2 separate regions of the Homo sapiens genome follow, and region 2 is linked to region 1. Evidence: chromatin loops called from intact Hi-C (ENCODE). Cell type or tissue: heart left ventricle. All regions are shown on one strand. Each heading gives the region's core, and the rest is flanking DNA. Links, peaks and the distances in the headings are about the cores only.

Evidence for each region. A loop is a pair of places that touch in the nucleus more often than their neighbours do. Peaks named below come from ENCODE experiments on the same cell type or tissue, not always from the same donor. Only the 100,000 strongest peaks of a DNase experiment are listed, where the experiment ranks them.
Region 2: it touches region 1 in a loop (31-fold over the local background); 37 of 110 quality-filtered maps call a loop at or near these places.

The regions. Positions count from the first base shown.
Region 1 is chr19:30,221,146-30,233,615 of GRCh38, reverse strand. It overlaps a transcript of ZNF536 not described here. Among named protein-coding and RNA genes, the nearest start is that of ZNF536, 150 kb to the left of the region's middle. RefSeq lists silencers at 5,560-5,949, 10,942-11,101 and enhancers at 9,508-10,008, 10,009-10,509. In heart left ventricle, for the core only: a CTCF peak has its summit at 5,818; DNase peaks (open chromatin) are centred at 4,660, 5,835 and 8,097; H3K4me3 peaks cover 6,005 bases; H3K27ac peaks cover 3,641 bases; H3K27me3 peaks cover 5,249 bases.
Region 2 is chr19:30,400,981-30,413,450 of GRCh38, reverse strand. The region is part of intron 1 of ZNF536 (zinc finger protein 536); the gene reads right to left. Among named protein-coding and RNA genes, the nearest start is that of ZNF536, 35 kb to the right of the region's middle. In heart left ventricle, for the core only: a CTCF peak has its summit at 6,727 (motif pointing right); no DNase peak of the experiment used is centred there.

The DNA.
Region 1 (12,470 bases), core at 1,390-9,389:
AACACTTTGGTAGGCTGAGGTGGGAGGACTGCCTGAGGCCAGGGGTTTGCAACCAGCCTGGGCAACATAGCAAGACCCCATCTCTAAAAAAAAAAAAATGTTAAAAACTACCTAGGTGTGGTGGTATGTACCTGTAGTCCCAGCTACTCAGGAGGCTAAAGTGGGAGGATCTCTTGAACCCAGGACGAGGCTACAGTGAGCCGTGATTGCACCACTGCACTTCAGCCTGGATGACAGAGCAAGGCTCCATCTCTTAAAGTTAAAAAAAAAAAAAAAGGTATCATTATCCTGCCAGCAAAGTGCCCAGCCTCAACTCACTCAGAGCCTAAGAACTATGCTTTCCACTGCTTAGTTTGCATGTCACAGTCAGGGGCCAGGGATGGGGTTCTCCCCCCGCCCCAACCCCCGACACCACCTCCATGTGCAATTGACCTCTAAGCAGTCAGAGCTGGGCCCCATGCCTTTGCTCAGATACAATTCATCCATGTGGAAGTTCTCTGCCCTCTCAGACCCCATGGGTCTTCCCCTGTTTAGTGCACAGTCCAACCCCCTGGACTTACAGGGCACTGGGATTTGTCTGTCTCCCCACCAGCTTGTGCAGTCCCCAAAGGTAGGACCACAGCTGACCTTCCACCCCCCTGAAGAGGCCCAAGACAAGGCCCAGCGCATAAAGTGTGGGAAATAAGCTTGATTCTCCCCAAGGGAGATATAGAAATGTCTGGAGACATTTTTGATTATCATAGCTGGGGGGTGCTACTGGCATCTAGTGGGGTAGAAGCTGGGGACGCTCCCAAACATCCTACAACGCACAGCACGGACTCCCACGAGTGCCCTGAGCTGGAGAAATGATGCCCAGGTTCATCTGTTAAGTTCCACCCAAACCTCACTCTCATCTGAATCTTGTCTCTTAGGGAAAATAAACCCCACCTCGAGCAAGCTCAGAGCATGTGAAAAGCCAAGTGCTTGATGCTGCTTATAGTAGCAAAAACTCCACTGTAAGAGAAAGACCAGAGATCTACAGTGATTTTTAAAAGTGAAAGCTCATTATCCTAAGCGAATTAACGCAGGAACAGAAAACCAAATACAGCATGTTCTCATGTATAAGTGGAAGCTAAAGATTGGGTACACATTAATATAAAGATGGCAACAATGGATACTGGGGGACACTAGAGGGGGGAGAAAGGCGGGGCAGAAGGGCTGAGAAACTACTGGGTGCCATGCTCACTACCTGGGTGACGGGATGCATTGTACCCCAGACCTCAGCATCACACAATGTACCCATATAGCAACCCTGCACATGTACCCCCTGAAGCTAAAATAAAAGTTGAAAAATTATTTTTTAAAAATCAGAAGCTGAGAGGAGACTCTCAGGGAGCCAGCAGAAGCAGCCACAGCAGCCCTTATCACCAGGCACAGTCAACAGGAGCCCGTTGATGGCATCAACTGGCCGGGGGAGGCCCCCACGCCCACCCCAGGTGGGCCAGATGGCTTCCCGCACAGCCCACCTTCCTGAGGGGGCTTCCATCCATGTTTGCCTTCTTTTGGGAAAAAAAAAAAGTGAGGGGGATTTCAGAAAACTGGACTGTGTTTCCTAGCATCTCTATTCTGAAGATGCATTTTCTTTTGTATTTCCTGATTTCTTCATTTATTTCCACCCCAACCCCTCCAACACACATGTACATTACAAACTCACCAGTCTATCCTGGATAGTACAATTGTGGATGAAAAGGAAATCATCTCAGAACAAGTATTTCTAACAGGCAGCACCCTTCCCCAGCACACACAGACAGACAGACACACACACACACACACATCACCACCACCACCATCACCAGCACAACCTAGGGGGCCACTCCCTGGCTTAGCGCATTCTGACCACACACATTATCTGCTCACTCCTCTAAGGACGTTCAATGCCACCAAGGGGACCATCACGGCAGCCTGAAGAGTCTAGACCTGAACAACCAATCCCTCTCCTTGGCAAAAGGCCTCCCTTCCAACTCCCGAGCAGGTACCACATGAAGCACACAGGTGAGCCCAACCAGGCAGACAGAGACCTCCCTCCCACTCCTCCCCATTGGCCCTGCTCCCTTCCCTCCAACTCCTCCACAGCCTCAGCCCAGACCCTGCCCTGGCACATTCTGGAGAAGGTGCCAGTGTGCACAGCAGGTGTGAGTTCAGAGGAAGCCCCTCCACTCACAAGGCCCCACTAGTAGCAATGCAAGCGAGTTTGTGCCCTGCTTTTAGATTCCAAAATCCAGCCTTCACAGCCTGAGAGATGCCACCTGACCACCCCTGTCCTTCCAGCCGAAATCTAAGGCCTCACTTGGAGATAGGCTGAGGCAGGGCTGAGCACTGGCCTGCCCTAGGTCCTGGCAGACAGGCCATGGAAGAGGCTTCTCTCCTTCATATGGACAAATGTTGACCTGCAGAAAACTCACTTGTTTTTAAATTTGCATCAAGTCTCACTTTAAATAATGTTGAGAACAAAATGCAAGCTGATATTTCAGCTTACTTAAAAGGCTTATTAAAAACACTAAATCCAAAGATGTTAAAAAGCTATAATTGTCCTCATTCAGCCTGGAAAAATAAATCTATTTGCTTTCTTCTTTTATGATACTCTTCTTATAAAAAAAAAAAAAAAGTTCATCTATATTCTCATGAGTATCATTGCTGTCTTTCTTCCCCCTCCATTCAAGGCACTTTAAAAACACCTGTGCCATTCACAGCCAACTTTTGAGCAAAAGGCAACCACATTTGGGGAAGGCTGTTTAATTCTGATTTCCTGATGCCAGAGATAAGCTTCTCTTGCTCAAAAGTAAGATGGAGTTCAGAGTTCACTTGAATGGGCTCGTGGAGCTGATGGAAATTTCTTTGGTTACCTAAGGCAAAGCAAACAAACCTAATCATTCAGCTCTTTGGGGTTCAGTGGGCAATGATTCCACATCTCAGCACTGCCTTCAGTACCCTATGGGCAACTGTGGGAAGTCGGGCGGCACCTTCTAGCTGCCTCTCTGTCCTCTCCCATAATGGGGGTTATTGGCCTCTGACTTGGACCAGAACAGCGTGACTGTCGCTCCCTGCCTGCCCTAAGTCTTCCGTGAAGACAGCCCGGCCAGCAGTTAAGTTGCTGAGTTGCGAAGATCTCCAGCCTGCTCAGAAGTTAACCACTCCAGGCACAGAACAAGATGGGCTTTCAGAGCTCTAGTCCAAAAGAATGCAAATTTATTGAAAGTGTTTTCTCCAGGTTCTCCATAATTACCATTTATGTCTCCAGGAACTGTTTCCCCAAACCCAGTTTAGGGTGAAAGCATTTTAGAGACTTTCCCTGCAGATGACATATGAGGTACTAACCTTTTTTCATATGCCCAGATGTTAAGTTCATTTTCATCACATTTATGTAAATTTCATTTGAACAGTAAATCAAAAGAAATCTTAAATCATTGTACACTAGTTAAAAATCAACACTAAATCCGGCTGACTTGCAGTGATATTAACATGAAGACACAGTTAAGGGGCTGAAGGTAGGAGGCAAGTCTTCCATGCAATGGTCTCAGAGTCCCTGCCATTGGTCACATGCAAATATCTCTGCCTGGTCACAATCGCACTTAAGTTTGACCAGATTAAGGGTCTTCTGGAAATGAAAGTCTTAAAAGTTTTCTAAACTTTGGGAAAACGGGTCCCTCAGCCCAGGGGCCTGTCATGTATGTCAGTGTCTGGGACTGAGGCAGACAAAGTCCACAGGCAGAGGCCCAGTGCTGAGACTTCTGGCAGCCGGGTTTCTCCTCAGTGGGGGGAAAAGTTAATTCCTAGGGCTCGGCGGTTCTGCATTTGTCAGGGAGCAGGACGTCAGTGCTATCATTACCAAGCAAATCAGCCAGGCGGTTAATGGTGGAATCAGGAGACATTTGCACTCCGCTATCAGAATGACATCATAACTAAAGCAGCCTTCAGCCAGAAGCCCTGGGCTCTCCCCGAGCAGAGGCCAGAGGGCTGCAGGGGCGACCCCCTGCGACTCCCTGGACTGAAAGCTGAGCCCCCCCCACCACCCGCAGCAGCTTTCAGGGTGGTGGGCGCAGCCCCAGGCAAGTTCCCAGGCTGGCCGGCAAACAAGAACTAGGGTTCTAGTCTTCCCCCAAGCAAATCGACTTTTCCCCTGGGTTCTGAACGCTGTAAATAATCATTATAATAATATTACATATTTTCAATAAAATTTGAGACACTGTGAAACCACTTTCCTTATCAGGCAAGGGTTGGTATTTTATAAATGCAGCTACATTTTCGCTATAGGATTGATGGCATTTCCAACAGAATTGTCAATCTCTCGGTGACCCTGTCTTTAGCAAAGAAGGTCTGCACTCTCCTTCAAGCAAAAGAAATAAATGATGCTGGGGGAAGGGGGACGAGCTAAGGAAAAAGCCCTTCCTGCTCTTGTTTTGGTTGCTTTTCTTTCTGTTTAAAAGCACAGCGCAAACACACACATACATACACGCACACGCAGACACAAACCTTAGAATAATGGGGGAAGCATTTGGCTACAGGCTTGCATTTACGGCGCGGCGCGACCAGCAGCCGGCCCCGCTCGCTCGCAGCTCTGCCCTCAGCGGCGGCCACTGGGACCGACTGCCCGCCCCCGACCCAGGCAAGATGCCCAACTGCGACCGCGCGCCCCCCAAGATCGCCTCCCGAGTCTCGCCACAGGTACACGCGTGGCCCAAACACTTCACCTGGCCCGAAAAGTCAGCAGACGGGGGAAAAAAAAAAAGTTGTGCGAGCAGCCAGCCGGGCAGTCCCGGAGCCCGCGGAGGCCGTCCTCCCGCCGCCCAGCCGCCCAGCCGCCCACACGCGAGGCCGGCCCGGGGCGGCGCGCAGCTCGCGGCACCTCGCTCCCGGCTTTGCGCGCTCACCCCGGGGCGCGCCGAGGCCACCGCAGGGCACTTACTTGGCACTTGCTTTTGAGTGTGCAGATCGTCGCGGTTTTCACTTGGGTTTTCAAACAAGTTTCAGGGAGAAAGAAGGAGGCAAAAAAAAAAAATCCAATTATGCAAATGGACTCCGGACTGGGAGGCGCGGGATGGATCTGACGCCGCTACTGTACGAGTTCTCGGAGCAGCCCCGGGCCGGGCAGATTTATGGGGGCGCGTCACGGCTACGCCAGGTCCCGCCGCCGGAGCATCTCGAAGTTAATTAAAGCGGTAATGTCCACTTTCCTGGCGACCCTCCGTGCGTGGGTTTACTATTTCACCATCAAACCCGACCCCGGCGGGGGCGGGGGCCCTGTCCCCACGCCTCTCCTTCCCTCTTCTGGCCGCCCCCCTCTTTTTCCTCTCTCCGTCTCTCACCCCTTTTTCCTCTCTTTCGTCTCTTTAAGTCGCCTGCCTTCCACTCAGTGAACAATGAACAAAGATGTGAGTGATGGGAAAAGATCGCCCCCCCTCCCAACCCCAGCAGAGAGCAAAGCCGGTCTTAAAGTAAAAATCCAGTTGCTAGTATCAAACTGGGAAAGAAAACAGCGCGTTCCCAGTCTCACCACCCCTTCCACACACACACACGCACGCACATACACACGCACGCACGCACACCCCACCCCAAGTTCACCTAAGCCCTGGCTGGAGACTGGGGCGTCAAGGTCAGGGCGCGCGGGGCTGCCCAACTCGCCGGGGACACCAGGGTTGGGGAACGGCGCGTGCTCTGGTCAGGCGTGCTTCCCGCGCCCATCCCCGCCGGTCCCCTCCGCCGGCCCCCTCCGCGCCTCTACACCGGCCGACCAGGCCCGGCGGCCCGCTCGGGCTGCCCGGCCGCCGGATGCGCTCAGCAAACGCGGCCCCTGTCGGATTTCTGCTAAATTGCACAGCGGCGGCGGCGGCGGCGGCGGCTGCCGGGAGAAGGCGCAGGAGGAACCGGAGGGCCGTACCGCGCGCTCGCTCACTCCGCCCCTCCCGCTCGCCCCTCGCCCCGGCCCCGCCGGCCGCCGGCTCCCACCCGCGCACACGACCCAGCCCCCAGGACGCACCGGGTGCCCGAGCCCCGCAGGCCGGGACACCTCGCAGCTGCCGTATTTTCTGCTAAAGTGAAAACGAAGGCGGCTGACAAATCACGTCTCCGGCGAGGCACCCGTTAGACATAACAATATCTGGCAAACAAAACCCGGCCGCCGCTGCCACCCGCACGCGGGGCTGAGACCCCGCCCTGCTCTTTCTCGGCCCCCAGCCCCTGGCCACTGCGTCCTCAACTCCAACGCTCCCCGCCCCCCAACATTCCAATCCTCCACCTAACTCGGGAACGGTGGACATGTTCTCCAACAGGCACACAGTAGGAACCACTCACAATACAGAAGTGAAAAGGGGGGGACTTAACTTTCCACCTGTCCCCAAAGAAAGCCCTGCCGGAGTTCACTCCGCAGAGTGAAGAGTGAGCAACACAGGTCTCTCTCTGCCCAGCCCTTTTTCTTTCTTTTTCCCTAACTTCCCCGCGTTTCGACCTTCCTCCACTTCACATACATCCGTCTATATGGAGATATCTATATTTTAAATTATTTGCAAAACTGCAACAGATGGGCGCGTCGAGATCTGGACACTTTCCTACTCATCAAAGGAAAGCTCTCCCCCAACCCTAACTTTTTTTTTTTTGCCTAAAATACACCCCGAGTCTCGCCTACGACTGTTTTCCTCAATTCATCTTCGAAAAATAATGTCTTGAAGCAAACAGAAAAAGGCTTATCAGCAAAGATCATTCCTACCCCAGTCATGCATCTGCGCTGGGGGGACGGGAGGCGTCCCCCCAGATTGCACTCTTCCCAGACGCCGCGCAAGCCCTGCCTCTCCTCTGCCTTCCAGAGCCCCCACGCCCGCACTTCCTCGCTCTGATTGGCCTCATTTCTCCAGCCTGGGACTGGCCGGCTCTTTTCCCTCCATAACCTGTTACTTATTTATTTATTTATTTCCTCTTTGGCCCCCGGCTGGGCCCCCAGGCCGAGGCCCGGCTGGGGCAGGTGCTGCGGGCGCCGCCTGCGCTTGCAGGCGCCACGGCCTTTCCTGGGGTCGCGGGTTCGGACCCTGGCACCTCAGCCCTGAAACCAACTCTCCGGCCTCAGCCTGGCCAGGCTCCCGGGGCACAGGAGGCCGATGCAATCACAAAATGGCAGATCTCAGCGGCTCTCGGCGCCCGCAAGTTTGACACATTGTAAGCATCAGCTAACTTTAATTGAAAAAAAAAAAAGGTTGCAAATTACCCTCTCTCCACGGGCGGAGGGGCCGGAACCCCGCAGTGAGCGCGGACCAGAGAAAGAGCGCAAGGCGAACCCCCGTCCCAGGCAGAGGAGAAAATGGGGAAAGTCACTTGAGCAGAAGTTTCCGCGGCCCCAGCCTACCCCCTCCCCTTTTTACTCCCCCCACCCCCCAGACCCTCTTGAAAGTTTCCCGGGGCCTGAGAGTGGCTCGCGGGCCGCTCGCGGGTGGGGGGCGCCGGCCGGGTCCCCGGAGCTGGACGCGGGGTCCCGATCGCGCGCCGGGCGCCAGGCCTCGGGACTCCTTTTCAAAGTAACGGTCCCGGGACCGCGGGCGGGGAGGCGGCGGCCCAGGCGCAGGTCCCGCTCGCCGCCGAAGTTCTCTAGCGCCATACGATGCCCGGCCGCAGCCGCCGGCTCGGTTTTCCTCTTCTTTCCCCCCACCCCCCACCCGCTGACAGCTTCTCTCGCCAACGTCACAGCCACGGATATTTAATTAGACCGTATTTTTTAATCGCGATGGGGCGAGAAGGAACCGGGCGGCAGGCCTCGCCGAGATGGGGAGGGGGAGGGGACGGGGGGGCCGCGCCAAGAGTCCAAACTCACTTTGCCACCTCCCGGACGCCGAAGCTGCCCCCCCACCCGCCGCCGCCCCCCCGCGCCGCGCCCCCCGCACCGCGCCGCGCCCCGCGATCCCCCCCCCACCTTTGTTTTCCTTACCTTAAACATTGAAACGCGGGCGTCAGGAGCAAACTCGGGCACGTAAACGGAGCGTTGTAAAAGATTGTGTTCAATGAATAATGAAACATGCCCACACGATTGACTTGATCATTTTCCGGGGCTGAGGGGGGACGGGCGCCCTGCTCGCGCGCCTCACTCGCCCACTCGGCAGAGCCCTGCGAACTGTTCCCAGCCCAGCCGGGGCAGGGCGGGCTCGATTTTCATCAGCCTCTTTTCAGAATCGCCCCGTTCATTGATACTCATCACCCAGCCCCAGCAGACATCCCCATCCCCGGCTCGGCCTCCCCCTATCTGGTAGGTGAAATGCATTGTACCATTAAAAACGCTCTCCATTGTCGCCCTGGCATAATTCACAGCAACTAGATAGGTCTTGCGGCATTTAGCTTTGATGAGCCAGAGACTGAACCCTTGATATAATAATCTACAAAGAATGGTGTGTGATCGTCCATTTTTTCTCTCTGTCTAGCAACTAAGAAACCATTTAACACAGCGCAGCTTGGTTCTGACCTTGAGCTCATGTAAACACACTTATTAAAATCTATCTATTCTCCAAGAGCTACATTCTGATTGTCAGACTCGTTACTGAGACATATATCAGCCCCTTCCTTGTCACTACTTTGCATTCCTGCCTTTGACTAAAGAATTTTTTATCCAGCCGAGAGGGAGAGAGAGACTGCCACGGAGAGAGAGGAGAGAGAGACGGAGAAGGGGCGAGGAAAAAGCGTAATTCTTACCTGCTCCTGAAACTATTTAAAGTCTGTTTCTTTTCTGGGAGGAAAAAAAAAAAAAAAAAAAAAAACTCCCGGGTGAATCTCGGTGGACAGCGGGACGCGAAGAATCAGTCACAGCCCGGGCGTTTAAGGGAGTCATCAGCGATCAAATGACGTTGATCCGCGCTGTAACCTTGTGGCGTATTTAATGTAAATAAGGCAGTTATGTTGCCAATCGCCGCGATACAAACGCGGAGAGGTCCTCAGCCTCGCCTCCCGCGCCTGCCATTAGAGGCGACTTTATTTACAGACACTATTTAGGAGATCATGATAATTCTAAAACAATACTAGTGCCAAATGATTATGAAAATATGATTTTAATTAATCACGTAGTAGGCAAGGAAATTAGCATACGGTAATTAAACTTCGAGAAAAACGTCACGCAGGTTCTCTGCCTTATGGGTGTAGAATAATCATCATGCGATGGGCTCCAGGACTTAATTATCAAACAAAATAACTTTTTTAAGGCAACTTTGCAAGGCGGGTCCTCTGGGCAAACGTTTCGGTAAATAATATAAGCAGAAGTAACAAGGTGGGGGTGTGAGTGGGGCATGAGGTTGGTTTTCTGGGAAGCTAGGAGGGGGGAAGAAGGAGGAAAAAGCTGGATAATGCAATTATGGATTCTCTGTCCTAGAGTTGACAAAAGCTGGTGCCTCAAAAAGCCTCTTTGTTATGGGATTATATAATGATCCTGGTGTCATTATGGGAAAAAAGATTCAGTAATAATAATAATAAAAGAAGTATCCAGATACACCAATGAGGGGCTTGTTTTAAAGAAAAGCCTCGCATGTGACACTGGGCATGTTAATAGCAAAGAGACAGGATCCAAAAGAGTTGACAAAAAAAAAAAAAAAAAGGATACAGGGAGGGAGAGCGAGGTGGGGGGAGAGAAAGAGAGAGAGAGGCCTGTGTTGCGCATGATTAAGAAGTGATGGAGACAGATTGATTATTCAAAACGCCAAGCCACAGGGGCACTTAAAACATTGATTCAGGTAAGACTTGCTCCAGCCTGCCCGAACTGAGCTCCCCCAAGATGACTGACGGGTTTTAAACCCGGGCATCACAAGACATCAAAAGCAAAGATACAGAAAAGGCATGCCACAGCCTCCCCATCACCACCCCTCTCCAGCTGAAGGAGTCATTCGGTGGCAAGCAACCAGTCCAAGAGTGAGGGGAGAGACACAGAAAACTTTGCGCTGGGAGGAGCGCTGGGTTAGCGTGCCGGCGTTGGAGACGGACGCGTCGCAGCTGCCCTGGGCGCTGGGCCTGGGCCCTCACCGCCGGTGGTCCTCTCCCCAGGCGCGCCGTCGGCGGGCACCGGGCCTTGCCGCTGCCAGCATCCTCGGACCCTGCCCTGAGAACCCAGCGCTCCTTGCTGCTGCTCTCTCTCCCTCTCTCTCTCTCTCTCTTCTCTCTCTCTCTCTCTCTCTCTCTCTCTCTCTCGCCAGGAGTGCACTGGAGGAGTGAGGAAATAATCACTTTCCTCCAACAAGCTAGTTCCAGGAGATTCTTAAAATCCGCTCAAATCTCTGCAGTGGTGTTTTTAAAAAATTCTCTGCCTACCCAAAAAAGTTTAGGAATTCAGCCCACATTTTCCAATCTGATGTGTCTGAAATTCTCTTTGAACAAATACCAAAATACAAGGGTTTTTTTTTTCTTGTATAGAAATTAGCATCGCAATCACATGAATGATATCACTATCTCTATGGGAATGATAGCCTGAGCGGTGGGGTGTTCTTTATTCCAATTCTTCGTGGATCAACTGATTATACTCCGTCGTCTTTTGAACCTGTTATTGTAAGTCAAGTGATTCTTTATAAGTGACAGAGCGGACAAAGAGGCGAGCAGGGCCGAGCAGGTCGAAAGGAAGTGACCATATGGACTTGGAGAAAAGGCACTTTCTCCCCTACAGAATGGGGGTCGCCTTTTAACCCTCGAGCCGCCGGCCTCGCCTGGGCCGTGGGAGGCACGGAGCCCGGCGCGCGTCCTGGCGTCGTTCTGGGGGTCCCTGGCGGTGTCTGGCCGGTCTGGGCCGGGCCCATGGCCTCCAGGCCAGGGGAGCCCCTTCCAGGCCTGGAGGCCCAAGGCTTCTGCGGCCTCGGAGCCCGTGCGTCTCGGGAGGGCCGCGCTCCCGGTGGCCCGGGGTGCTTCGCCTGGGGCGCGCTGCCGCGAGGGGGCTGCCACGGCTTTGCGTGGCCGGGCGGGGTGGGACCCACCGGGCAGAGACAGCGCGCTCATCGGAGGCCAAGCCCCGCCTGAGCCCCGCAGACGGCCGGGCAGGGGGCTCTCCGGCTCCCCCTGTCGGCGCCGACGCCCTCTGCATGCCTCCAGGACCTGAGCAAGCTGAGTGGGGGTCCCCGGGGAGACCTCCCGGCGCGGCCCTTGTTGGGAGTGGGAGGTGGAGGGTTCCAGAAAATGGACAGAGGCCCCTTATCCTCCAGATGCCGAAACTTGACGCCTACCTGCGTCTCATTAAAGTATAAAAGTTCCCCACTGGCTCCCCACCCACCAGCCCCACCCCACCAGGGGTGTTTTGTGGCCGCTTTCATAATTTGTGGCTCTCCTATGCTTTTCCCCGTATCCAGGATTTCTCGGGGTCCCCATCTTCCTCCCTTGGGTCTGGCCTCTCTCTGCTCTTCCTTTTCAAACTCTCGAGTATTTCTCGCTGCCCCTGCCTCGCCTGGCCAGGGCTGGAACCCCTTGGATTTTCGGCAGAGGCTCCCATGGGCCCACCCCTCCCCTGCCCAAGAGTCCTGCACTCTTCAGTACTCGAAGCTGTCTCTAAGGGCAGCCCCTCCCTACCCAGGGGACGTTGACCCGGGCCTTCCACTCCTGCGGAATCCTCAAGGCCACTCCCGCCATTTAATTTCTTGAAACTGATGAAAGTTACTGGGAACTTGGGATGATGAGTTAGGTGGGTGGTGGCTGTGGGTAAAAATCAAGGTGGTGAAATGAGTTCTTTGGTGACTCCTGGACCAGCTCAAAAGCAAGGCTGGGAAGCGCTGCACCAGGCTGGAGCCCATCAGCTCCTTATAAGAAGCGTTCAATCACTCAAAGTGCCTACTTTGAAAGTGATACTGATCACACCAATAGGTTTGTTCTGACCTCTGTCATTCGCGCCTCAAACATGGCAGTGATTCATAAAATGTTATCAAACCATTACTTTGGAGTTGCACTCCTGGTCACAACACTACTCATTTTGTTTGTTTGTTTGTATATTGCTATTCTTTTCCCTTCACTCTCTTCTGCTCCTTATAATCCTGCCTCCTTCATAGTACACCAGGTCTTCTTATAATATTGTTTCCTTCAACATTGTTTCCTTATAATGTAATGAGAAAAAAACATGGATTCCAGCCAGGGCCACTATCTGTGCGGACTGTGTACGTTCTTCCCAGGTCTGCGTGGGTTGTCTCTGGGTACTCACGTTTCCTCCCATGCCCCAAAGACATGCACGGTAGGTGAATAGCCATGTCTGCATGGTGCCAACCCGAGGGAGTGTAGGTATATGTATGAGTGTTCCCTGCAATGAGATGGCATCCTGTCCAGGGCTGGTTCCTGCCCTGCACCCTGAGTTGCTAAGACAGGCTCCAGCCCCTTGAGATGGTGAACTGGAATCATCAGGCTGGAACATGAAACAATGAATGAATATAAATTATTGTCAAATAAAATACATAAAATATATGATAATCATACTAATGTATGCCAAGAAACAGTACAGTACAAAAGTGCTCATA
Region 2 (12,470 bases), core at 2,994-10,993, 180 kb before region 1:
GTTCAAATTAAAAGTAAAAACAAAGCAATAGCAAAACAAACGAATAAAAATTCTAGGATGTGGTTAAGAGGGTAGTCAAATGAGACTTTATAACCTTTAATGTAATGAATAGAAAGTGAAAAGAATTGAAAACAAATGAACAAAGCCTTCAATTCCATAAACTAGGGAGGGGGGTAATAAAAATACACCTGATGAAAGTAAGAAGGGATTCATAAAAATAAGAGCAGACACTAATTAAATAGAACCGCTCCACACCCTTTCCCCCAAAAGGCTCATTCAATACAACTAAAAACAGTTTCTTTGAAAAGACCAAGAAAATAAATGTGGCAATATGGATGAGAATAAAAAGAGAAAACACAAACAACATGGGATTGAGGAAGGGAATAAAAATTCAGATACAAAACACATTTTAAAATAATGATAAAATACAGAACAACTTTATACCATTAAATTTGAAAATCTACACTAAAATAAATGAATTGTCTAAAAAAATTATCAGATATGACAATGAGAAGTAACATACTTGAATAAAAGAATAACTATAGAAGAAATTTAAGGATAACGAACATTTACATTTTAAAAAAAAGCCTCATCACTTTTATGTTCATAGTTTACCAGAAGTTCAAAGAAACAGATCGTCTCTGTATATAAACCATCTCGGAACACAGAAAAGATAGAAAGTTTCTCATTTCATTCTCTGAGACTAGGATAGTGCTACTAGATATAGCATATAAGACAAAAAGAAAGAAGGGAGGGAGGAGAAAGAGGAGAAGAAGGAGAAGGGGAAAAGGAAGGACAAGAATTACTGTTACTACTATTACTACTACTTTCTATTAGAAGCTATAAGGCAATCTCATTTATAAACAGCAATATAAATATCAAATAAAATATTAGTGAAATGAACCATATGGTATATTCACATAATTTATTAAAGAACAACTAGAGTTTACCCCCAATAATTCAAGATTCATTCAACAATAGAAAGTCTACTAATTCACTATATTAATATCTTACAAGAGAATAATCATATTATATCAACAACATCCCAAGATCACTTGATAAAATTCAACATTCCTTCCTGATTTATAAAAAGATAAATGGCCAAATCACACATTATGTTTAATGGCAAAACATTGGAATTATTTCTGTTAAAGCTAGCAACAAGACACTCTGTCCTGGAAGTCTTAGTCAATACAAACAATGTGAAATTTTTGGAAAAAAAAAGAAGTTATGAGTTGTAATTATTTACAAGGACTAGGCAAAACTGTCATTATTCACAGTTGAAAATGACTGTACCTAAAAGATCCAAAGAATAAAGTATGAAACTGTTAGTACTAATAAATCGTAGTAAAATGTCAAAGATAAAATCAATATACTGAAAATGATCACTTTCCTGTATAAAAAAAAACAATTGTAAGTTGTCAGAGGAAATTTCAAACACCCAGAATAAATATAATAAGACATGGGCAAAATCTATAAAAGTAAAACAGAAAACTTTACAAAAGGGCATAAAATAAGACCTGAATAGAACTATACCATGTTCATGGATGAAATGGTGATATCATAAATACATAAATTTTTTTAAAATTAATCTATAAATCCAAGTCAAATTATCAATAAGATCATCTATCAAACTTATCAAGTGAAATCTAAAATTCATCATTAAAAAATGTGATAATTGCCAAGCAAGTTTTAAGAAAGAATAAAAAGACAGCATGTGTACTATCAAATCAAAATACAGTAAAACTATAATAATTGAAATAATGTGGTAGTATACAGAAGTAGACAAATATGTCAATGAACCAGGTAGAGAGAAGCCCGAAAGTGACACGTGGTTTTGATAAAGGTGATGATTCAGATATAAAAATAGACTGATCAGTAAACATATTGAGATAATAGTCTATGCATTTAAAAAATACATTACACAACATTACTTCACACAAAAAGTTTTAAAACTAAGAAGTCATCACTGAAATCATAGGAGAATTTTTTTATAATCCTTGGTAAAGACTTTTTAAAATGAAGCCATATAAAGTTGTATAAATAAAAATGTATCTTTAACTATATTCCAAAGGAAATTCATATAAAAATTTTAAAATTTTGGTGCATCAGATTGCAAAAAAAAACTAAAAAGCTTTATTTGTATATATTGTTGGTACAGGTTTGGGAAACTGACCATTCTCACACACTATCTGCAGAAAAGTAAACTGGTGCACCCTGTTTAGAAAGCAATTCTTCAATATCCACGAAAATTTTAAATGTGCATACCGTTCAACCTAACAATGCCACTTGGAGGTATCCATATTATAGAAATATTCACATGTGTATGTGCCAGAAATTTTTTTGCAGCATTTTTTTAATTGGAGAAAGAATGGAAATGATTCAATCATTGACCCATTGGAAAATACCTAAGTAGTTATGGTACATCCATATCATGGAATTTTGTCCAAGTTTAAGAGAATTAAATAGATCTCTATATTCTTAAGTATATAAATGCTAGTGTCAAAGCAATGTGTATACGGTTTTGCCATGTTTGTGAAAAACAAGAACTCCTTTGTATTTATATGCATTTGTGCATGTGCAGAGATAATGCCAATCCATGAAAAATTATTACCTCTTGAGAAGAGGGTGAAATTGAGGTGAAGGTGAGAGATTTTAAAAAGACCTTCACTTGGCCGGGCGCGGTGGCTCACGCCTGTAATCCCAGCACTTTGGGAGGCCGAGGCGGGCGGATCACGAGGTCAGGAGATCGAGACCATCCTGGCTAACACGGTGAAACCCCGTCTCTACTAAAAAACACAAAAAAAAATTAGCCGGGCGTGGTGGCGGGCGCCTGTAGTCCCAGCTACGCGGGAGGCTGAGGCAGGAGAATGGCGTGAACCCGGGAGGCGGAGCTTGCAGTGAGCCGAGATCGCGCCACTGCACTCCAGCCTGGGCGACAGAGCGAGACTCCGTCTCAAAAAAAAAAAAAAAAAAAAAAAAAAAGACCTTCACTTTTCATTGTTTATTTATTTCAAATAATTTTTTAAAGTTATTTTATTTATAAATTTCAAAGAACAAAAAGTAAATGGAGTTTTCCTATATATCTTATATATCAGTTGGAAAATGTAATTTTAAAATCTCTTTAATAGAAAATTATGAATATGTGTGCAATGTGTGAATACAAAATTTTACCCTAAGGATATACATCAAAATAAGCACTTAATGGATTAGAAATTTATATTTAAAATAAAATCATAAATACTTAAGGTGAATTTAGGAGTATTATTAATGGGGTAGGAAATCATTTTCAAAGCATGGCACTAAAAAGTAAAGGAATACATTAAAAGATTTAATCACTTAAATCCCTTTATCTCATTAGAAAACACCATGTACGAACTATTTTTCCAAGTGAAATACTTCGAAGAAACAATTAGAAGATGTGTATAAGACAAAGGGTTAATATCTCTGATGTATGAAGAGATGCTACAGTTAAAAAAAAAAATTCAAATACCCAAAAGGAAACCAGACAGAAGGCATAAACAGGTAATTCACCAAAGGGACTTAGAGGCATTCCATTAAAGATATGTATCTTTACATCTATATAGAGAGATATCTACATAAAATATAGATATACATACATATTAAGCTTGAGAAATAAAAAGCAAAATGAGACAGTTTGCATATAAAATTAGTACGGTGTACCACTTTGTTAAATAACATTCAGACTTGAAGGAATATAAGGAAAGGGACAGGGTCATAATTTGTATGGCAGTTGTGGTGGTCGGGGGACGTAATTTGACATAACATGCCTGAAGGGCAATTTGGCAACAGGTATTCAAATCTTTAAATGTGCATTCTCTTTAACCTGGCAATTCCACTTCTAGCAATTAAACCTAAGGAAATAATTAAGAACGTGTACAAAGATTTAGCTGAAATGATGTTCATCAAAGTGTCATTTATAAAAGTACACCTAGATTGCCCTTCTTCCTTGTCTGCTGCCAAGGAAGCTGGGAGCAGGGGGGCCAGGGATTCGGAAGGAGAAAATTAGACAGGGCGCCTCCCAAGGATAACAACATAAGAAAAGAGAGCTCTGTAAGATTAGCGAGGCTTGAGATGTCCTTTAGCAGAACAAGGTGGTCTGAATCTCATAGGCCTGCTGCAGACTATTGGCAGGAAATACACTCTCCAAGTTCAAAACCTCTGACTTTTATTTATTTATTCATTCATTTATTCAACAAATATTTATTGAGCAACTACTCTATGCCAGACACCATTCTACATACCAGAGATGAATGTTTAGATAGAAAGATATGGATAGATGGATGAATGGATCAATGGATGGATGAATAGACGAATGGATGATAATGGATTAATGATGGATTTGTGGGTGGATGGATGGATGGATGGATGAGTGGATGGATGGATGAATGAGTGGATGGATGGATGGATGGATGGATGGATGGACCAATGGATGATAATGAATGAATGAATGAATGATGGATTTGTGGGTGGATAGATGGATGAATGGATGAGTGGATGGATGAATGGATGAATAGACAGATGAATAGATGGATGATGATAGATGAAGGATGGATAGAAGATCGATGGATGGAGGATGGATGAATATATAGATGGATGGATGATAGAGAATAATGGATGGATGAATAGATGGAAGGATAGATGTATGAATAGATGGAAGGATAGATGGATGGATGATGGACAGATGGACCGATGGATCAATGATGGCTGATGGATGGATGGACATATGGATGGATGAATAACTAATTACTAACAACCAAAGGAATAAAACAAAAGCAGATTGCAACTGCGATGTGACCACCTTGATACCCTTCTTCCACTTACTTCCTGTGCCCTCACCAATATCCCTCCCAGCTGCTGAAATTGGCAGAGAGAGCAGCTCACAACTCTCACCAGAGGTCAAGAAGATTGAATGGCAGTAGAAAACAGTGATGACTTTCTAATTCCTGGAGAAAAGGCTGTGGCCTGGACAAATAATGCAGATGGAGTACTGAAGGAAAGAAGCTCAAGGAACAAAGGTGGTGATGGGGAGGGGAGGCTGGCTCACAAGGGCATCCCCTGGATACCATGCACTAATCAAAAATGGTACAGACAAATGCTTAACACCCGTGAGCAGACACTCAGAAGGTTAGGGCAATTATACTAGTGGCCAATTTTACTAGAATGCAACACCCAGATTTCCACCCTTCTCCCCATGGTCTATAATGGCCTGGATTCAATCACCACAAACCCAAAGCAAAAAACAGGTTGAACTTCCTCTACACCTCTGTGCACACATGTACTCGTGCACAGGTACATGCATCCACTCACACAAAAAGAAACACAGCCCATCTTTCTCATAACCCACCTCCAATCCAAAAGTATATGCCTGAGACCCCTTCAGGGTTGGTGATGAGTGGGCCAAGGCAGGTACTCATAGTGCCCATCACATCAGAGAAAACCCAACTGATTTCATGACGGCCACTTTCCTCTCAACAAAGGAAACCCCAGTCATCCTCTGTGAGCCAAAGACAAGGAGCCCAGTCCCCAGATCTAATGAGAGAAAAAGAAAATTGGAAACCATCTGTATTTCCACCCACGGGACTGGATTAAATAAATCAATCATGGTAGAGTCATGCAATTGTTTTTGCACTCATCAAGAAGGGTGCAGAAGAATACATTAAATTCAGTGGCTGTTCACAAAATGGTATGCAAGCATAATCCACTTTATGTACAACAACAAAAAGAGAGAATATATATGCATAAGGGCCTGAAAGGAGAGACAGCAAAGAACTCATCTTGGTGATCACCCAGGGATGTCCATTCCCTTCCTGCTGCTCAGAACACAAACAGGGGATTTTGGAAACCCCAAAGTGAAGCCTGTTGGTCAGAAGTTCGTGAGGCCCCGGCTTGTGACTGTCGTCTGGGGCGGGACCATCTTGGGGACTGAGCTCTCACCCTGTGGGATCTCCGGGTAGATGGTGGCAGAATTGAATTGGGGGACACCCAGCTGGTGTCCACTGCTGGGTGTGTGGGGAGCCCCCCACCCTGACATTTGGTCACAGAAGTCTTCTTCTATGTTGATGACTATAGTTGTAGTGTGAGAGAAGAGGAAAATCATGGTTGGAGAGTTTTCTCGAAACAGCAAGCTGATTTTGAAATCAGCTCATTATGTAATGTTTAGAAAAACTAGCAAAACGTCAATATAAACAAAAAGGAAGAAACATCCTTTGTAGATTTTTCAGCCTTCTGGGGATCATAAGGTCAGTCTGTTGGCCACACAGGACAGGGTAGGTCAGGGAGGAGCAAAGTGGAGTTGTAGGGCTGGCTCCCTGGTTCCGGTGATCCTTTATCCAGCCACCTGCTGTGACCCCAGTAATAAGTGAGCAAAGTAACAGGCACAAGAAAGGCAGCAACTTCTGCAAAAGCAAAATCCCCCCTCATTAAAGTAACTGGTGGGACCCGACATGATTGCAGTCAGTCCAGGGTCCAAAGCAGAGACAACAGAGGTTGGGGATGCCCTCTGTCTACTCTGTGGATCTCCTCTGCTCGCATCTCTTTCTACACTGTTTAGGGATCAAACATCTTTTAAAAGGTTATCACCATGAGAAACTGACATGATAGCAACACCCAGGGAAATGCCAACAAGTTGTGGTGGCCCCTGCTTTAAAGGAGCACACCCGCTACAGAAAACTTGTTCACTGGAGGCTGTCACACAGTCATTCCACAGACAGTCTCCAGGGGTCACTCTGTGTCAGGCACCAAGCTGTGCCAGCCCCGGCACGTTGCTCAACCCTTAAAAGGAAAACTGGCCGTACAGTTTCCCAGTGTAGAAACAGAGCTGGGAGATGACCCCAATCACTGCTAGATAATCCAAGTTTCCTCAATGCTTGGAGCTAAAAATACGCATTTCCTATCTCAGGTATTTATAGCCCTACAATGTATCCTTCCCCAACAGCAGAGCTCTCCTACATCAGCCTGCAGTCTCCTGGCCAAAATCCCTGTTGGCCTGGAGTAAAGCGGTGTGGATTTCAAAGAAAACACCTTCAGAACCTTCCCCAACCCATGACCATGGCAAATTAAGATTCTTGCTCGGTGGCACCTGCTCCTGATCCTTTCCTAGTCCTTAACCACACTCCGCTCTCTCGTCTCCCACTCCTCTTCCTTGGGTTGTTTCTCCCTGGGCATGCATCGCGGTTGACTAGTTGTTCCCTTTTCTTGGTGCCCCTGCTAGGCTATAAATTCATATGTTAACAATGATTGTGTCTCTCCCATGTGCCCTGCACATGGAACAATGCACATACTTCTAGCATGGAAGATACTCAGGAACTCCTGACTTTAGAGATCCTTCAGGTCTGATAAGATAGAAACAGTGGCTGGGCGTGGTGGCTCACGCCTGTAATCCCACCACTTTGGGAGGCCAAGGTGGGTGGATCTCCTGAGGTCAGGAGTTTAAGACCAGCTTGGACAACATGGTAAATCCCGTCTCTACGAAAAATACAAAAATTATCTGGGTGTGTTGGCGGGTGCCTGTAATCCCAGCTACTCGGGAGGCTGAGGCAGGAGAATCGCTTGAACCCAGGAGGTGGAGGTTGCAGTGAGTGGAGATTGTGCCAGTGCACTCCAACCTGGGATACAGAGTGAGACTCTATCTCAAAAAAAAAAAAAAATGTTAACAGTGCCTCTGCATCAAGGGCCTCCACATTCTTCAGTAAGTAATCCAATTTCCAGTAGGCAGGATGCAAAGGTGGAAAACGATTCGGGTGTGGCGACTGATCACACCGGTTCTGAAAATCCACCTTCTAGACTACAACACTGCGCCCATAAACAGTATCAAGAGGCAAGGGAGAAGTGCAGTCTTAAATGGTTTGGTACCCATGGAGAAGCTTTCCCTGGAAGACTCTGGTCTGATGGCTCATCAGACCCATCAAGCCTGAAGCCAGGAGCTAGGAGATGGTTTCCTAAGGTTCTGTTGAATCTCAGAACCTATGGAGTTCAGGCACAGGGAGACCCCAAGTTCAGGAAGTAGCAGTGCGGTGTTATTATATATACATAGGTTTTGTCTGCAGTTCCTGGCTCATAACTCCCATGGTCCCTGTCAGAGTCTTTTGTTGTAATGTTGGCAGTATTAGGCCTCAGGAAACAGAATATTTCTGATCTTTTTCTGACCTCCTTTCACCTGCCCCAAGGCAGGACTCTAATCTTCCCCCATCTTTCTGACTTGGGGTCTTAAGACCCTCCCCAAAGAGGGTCTCACCCTATATTCTGAAGGATATGTATGACATCATGAAGCTTCCCTAAAAACCCAAGAGGACTGGGTTCTGGGAGCTTCGGGATAGCTGAATGCCTTGAGGTTCCCGGACAGTGGTGCCCAGGGAAGGCGTGGAAGCTCCCCACCATGCCCCATACATTCCCCTACGCCTCTCTTCACCCACATCCTTTGTAATATTGTTGATAATAAACTGGTAAACATAAGTAAATGTTTCCATGAGCTGCTCCGGCAAATTAATAGGACCCAAAGAGGGGGTCATGGGAACCCCAACGTGAAGCCTGTTGGTCAGAAGTTCGTGAGGCCTGGACTTGCAACTGGTGCCTGGGGCAGGACCGTCTTGGGGACTGAGCTCGCAACCTGTGGGATCTCTGGGTAGATGGTGGCAGAATTGAATTGGGGACACCCAGCTGGTGTCCACTGCTGGGTGTGTTGAGGAGCCCCCCCGCCTCCGGACATTTGGTCACAGAAGTCTTCTTCTGTGTTGATGACTGTGGTTGTAGTATAAGAGAAGAGGAAAATCATGGTTGGAGAGTTTTCTAGAAACAAACAGCAATGGTAACTAACGTGGTACTTCCTGGGCACTCAGTCCTGTTCTAAGTGCCTTCACATAATTCTCAAACTCTATCAGTGAGTTTTACTACTATCATATTCGTTTTATGGTTGAGGAAACTGAGGCACAGAGAGGTTAAATAACTTGCCTAAAGTTTCACATCTGATCACTAGATTGCTGGGACTGAACCCCAGACTGCCTGTCTCCACATGCCATGCGCCTCACTGCTAAGCCATCACTACCTCAAGTGGCCTGCAGTTGAGGATGCTGGAGTTCCAGGGATGCTGGGGTGCCAGAAAACAGTGTCCCCCTCTGGCCTGCCCCAAATACAGAATCTACACCAAGGCTGTCTCCACATTTCCTTGGGGAGTCTGGGCTCTGCGCCCAGACTAGAAGCCTCTTGAAGGCAGGATGGCCCCCTTTGTGCCCAACCCAGGTCTGAGCACAAGGTAGGCAGGCCCTGCGTGGGCAACGCTGGCCTTACGCTACAGTTCTTCTACCTACCATCTTCCCTTGCAAGACTAGCAATAAGAAACGTGGGATGGAACAAATAGTGCACCGTGATGAGGAGATTCTAAATGAACAGCAGAAAAAAAAAAAAAAAAAAAAGAGGAAAGGAAAGGAAAGAAAAAAATGTAGAGGGGAATGCTGAAGGGCTTAAATTGCCTGAATCCACCCTTCAATTCCCATGAGTTCTTCGGCCAAGTGGAGATTACATTTACGGTCATCACCAGATGTTCACTGAGAGCCTACTATGTGACCATCCCATCCCTGAAGGCAACAGCAGCCTCCCATCAAAAGCCTGGTGCAGACACCGTTGTCAAGAGCACAGGAAGAACGAGGGGGACAGCATGCCCAGGGACAAAGAGCAGCTGGACCTTGCACTTGGAGACTCTGGCAATAAAACTGCAGCCGAGTGCAGCAGCAGACAGGGAGGCTGTGGAAGACAGCAAGTGGGTCTTCTTTCTAGAGCTGCAAGTTTGCAGGAGGTATGCATTTCACCAACTTCAATAAAGCGGATAGCAGCTCACTTTAGTTTCCATGCACTAGCCCTGGACCAGCCAAAGAGTTGGATTTCAGCAGAAAGAAGAGAGAAGCCCCTGTAGACTTCAAATTCTCCCTCCTGGACCTGATTGGAGATAGTCCTTCTTACCCAAATGCCACAACGATGACAGTTTCCTCTGCTTAAGAAATAGGAAAAATAGAGAAACACATTCTTGCGCAGCCTTTGACCTTTGGCTCTCACTTTCCTCCTTTCAGCATTTTTTCAGGGAAAGAGTTTAGATTTTCAAAGGCCTGCCTTGTCTGCGTTGTGCATTTTCCTGAAATGATGTAAAGAACAACTTATAAAAAATATTGTAATGTGGGAGAATGCAGACCCTCTGACTGAGCTCAGCGGTTTGTCTACAGTCACTCCGACGTCTGAAATGGCCAGATCACATATGCTTTGGAGGCTGGGACTAACAATATGTTATTGATGCCATTTTAAGCAATGCCAGGCAGCATCTCAAAGTGCAGCTCGTCAGCAGCGGTGTTCTCCTCCGCAAAGCATCCCTCCCCATCCCTTCTGTATGTGAAAGCCCAGAGTTGCAGGCATTCCTACCAGGGGGCCAGGGCACGGCAACACCAAATGTAAACATTTATTCCTTGACTCCAGGGAGAAGTCTGTCATGTCAGGCTTTGGGTTTGGGCCTCACAATAAAGCCTTTGTCTCTGCAAATGGCCAGGGTGGGGTGGGGGTAACATTCCCCTCCGACCCAGTCTAAACAGGAGAGCAGTTTAGTTTAAATCAAATTTTTGAAAATTATATATATATATATATATATATATATTTTTTAATTTTAAAAAATGTTTAAAAAGCAAGCAACACACATGTTTTTACAGTAAGTCACTGGGCTTATGAAGTAATATGACTCGAGATGCTCTGGAGGCGGCAGTTTGAGAATTGCATCTTTAAACCCACGTCGGCCGCGGTTTGCAAGCTTTTAAAACACAGAAGCCTGTCGAGCCGTACAGGGTTCCCGGTGAAAAAAGGCAAATGGAAGGTGGCTGGGAGAGGTAGAACAGGTTGTTTCAAATGATCAGAGTCTCCAGCACTTTTAGGAGGAAAGAAATGAATGCTGCTTCCTCCTAAAAGCGTAAAATGGAATATTCTTCCAGCCATTCTGAGACTGCCTTAGAAGTATTATGCTGTTACAGATTTCAAAAGGTTAGCTTCAATGAACCTGACATCAGTATAACCCAAAATAACCCATTCAAGAGAAAAGTAAGAAATAATTGCTGTTTTCTCTTTTTTTTTCCCCTCCACTATATTGCTATAATGATTTTGCATAACAGATTGAACAAAGTGCTGTTGTGACAGGTGGTAGAATTCAGCTAGTAAGCACCGAGACAGGGTTCAATTTAGTTTGTGAATCCTTTAATTGTTGTGCAGCTAATTAAAGAAGGTTCTTTACACTCGCAAGTGTTTACCGTTGCTAGTATGCATACATGAAAAATTAAATTGTGCCTTCAAGGGCTGAGAACTATAGAAAAATCATAGCTGAGGCTGCAACATGCTTACCAGCTCAAAATAGCTGCTTTTCACAATTGGAATTTGTAAAACTTTTTGCTAAGCAAATATAGAGCTAATTAGAAGTGTTCGTTGGACCAATTAACATTTAAATAAATAAGCCATATTGCACATTTCACAGTCTTTATTTAATGATGCTTCTAACTCTTTGGAAAGATTCTCTTAAGTACAAATAAGTTGTCACAAAAATGAAAGATAAAAATAACCCCATAACAGTATATGCTATTTTTTTCCTTTTCCCTTGAAGTCCTTTACTAAAACTCTGTACCTGTTGTTGAAGAAGAAGAAAACACACCTACCACCCACAAATCTAGCTTTTCCTTTCATCTTCTCCAGTTACCTTTCCCCCTCTTTGAATAGAAATAGAAAAACATATTTTATTACTATTTAAATGGTTATGATAATTCTGTTTACTTACGGTTTTTACCCCATTATAGAAAAAATCTGTTTCAGAAAATCCCACTTTAATCTGAGAACATGTGTAAGCAAGGAAAAGAAATGAAAAGAGACCCAAAACAGTAGTGTCTGGGGAATGTGGTAGAGAAAGCAGTGGGTAAAGTCCTTCACACGTGCTCCTGTGCAGAGCAAACCCCACTGGGGTGGTGAGCCCAGTTCCAGTGCTCACATCCATTCTTGGTGGAGGCCAGAGGTACTGGGACATGGGGAGTCTAACCCGGATCTTGAAGTCCTTCTTTCTTATTCTCAAATATCAAGATATGTAGACCAGACTGAAGCAGGAGGATAGCTGGAGCCCAGGAATTCCAGGCTACAGTGAGCTCCAACCTAGGTGACAGAGTGAGACTCCATCTCGTAAAAGAAAAAAAATAGATAGATCAATGGAACAGAATGGACAACTCAGAAGTAGCCCCCCACACAGGTAAGGCCAATTGATTTTTGACAAGGATGCAAAAGCAATTCCATGAAGGAAGGAGAGTTTTTTGCAGCAAATGGAGCTAGAACAACTGGATATCTATAAACAAACAACAACAACAACAAAAAGAGAACCTTGACCTAAATCTCATATCTTACACAAAACATGGATTACAAATGTAAATATAAAGCATAAAACTATGAAA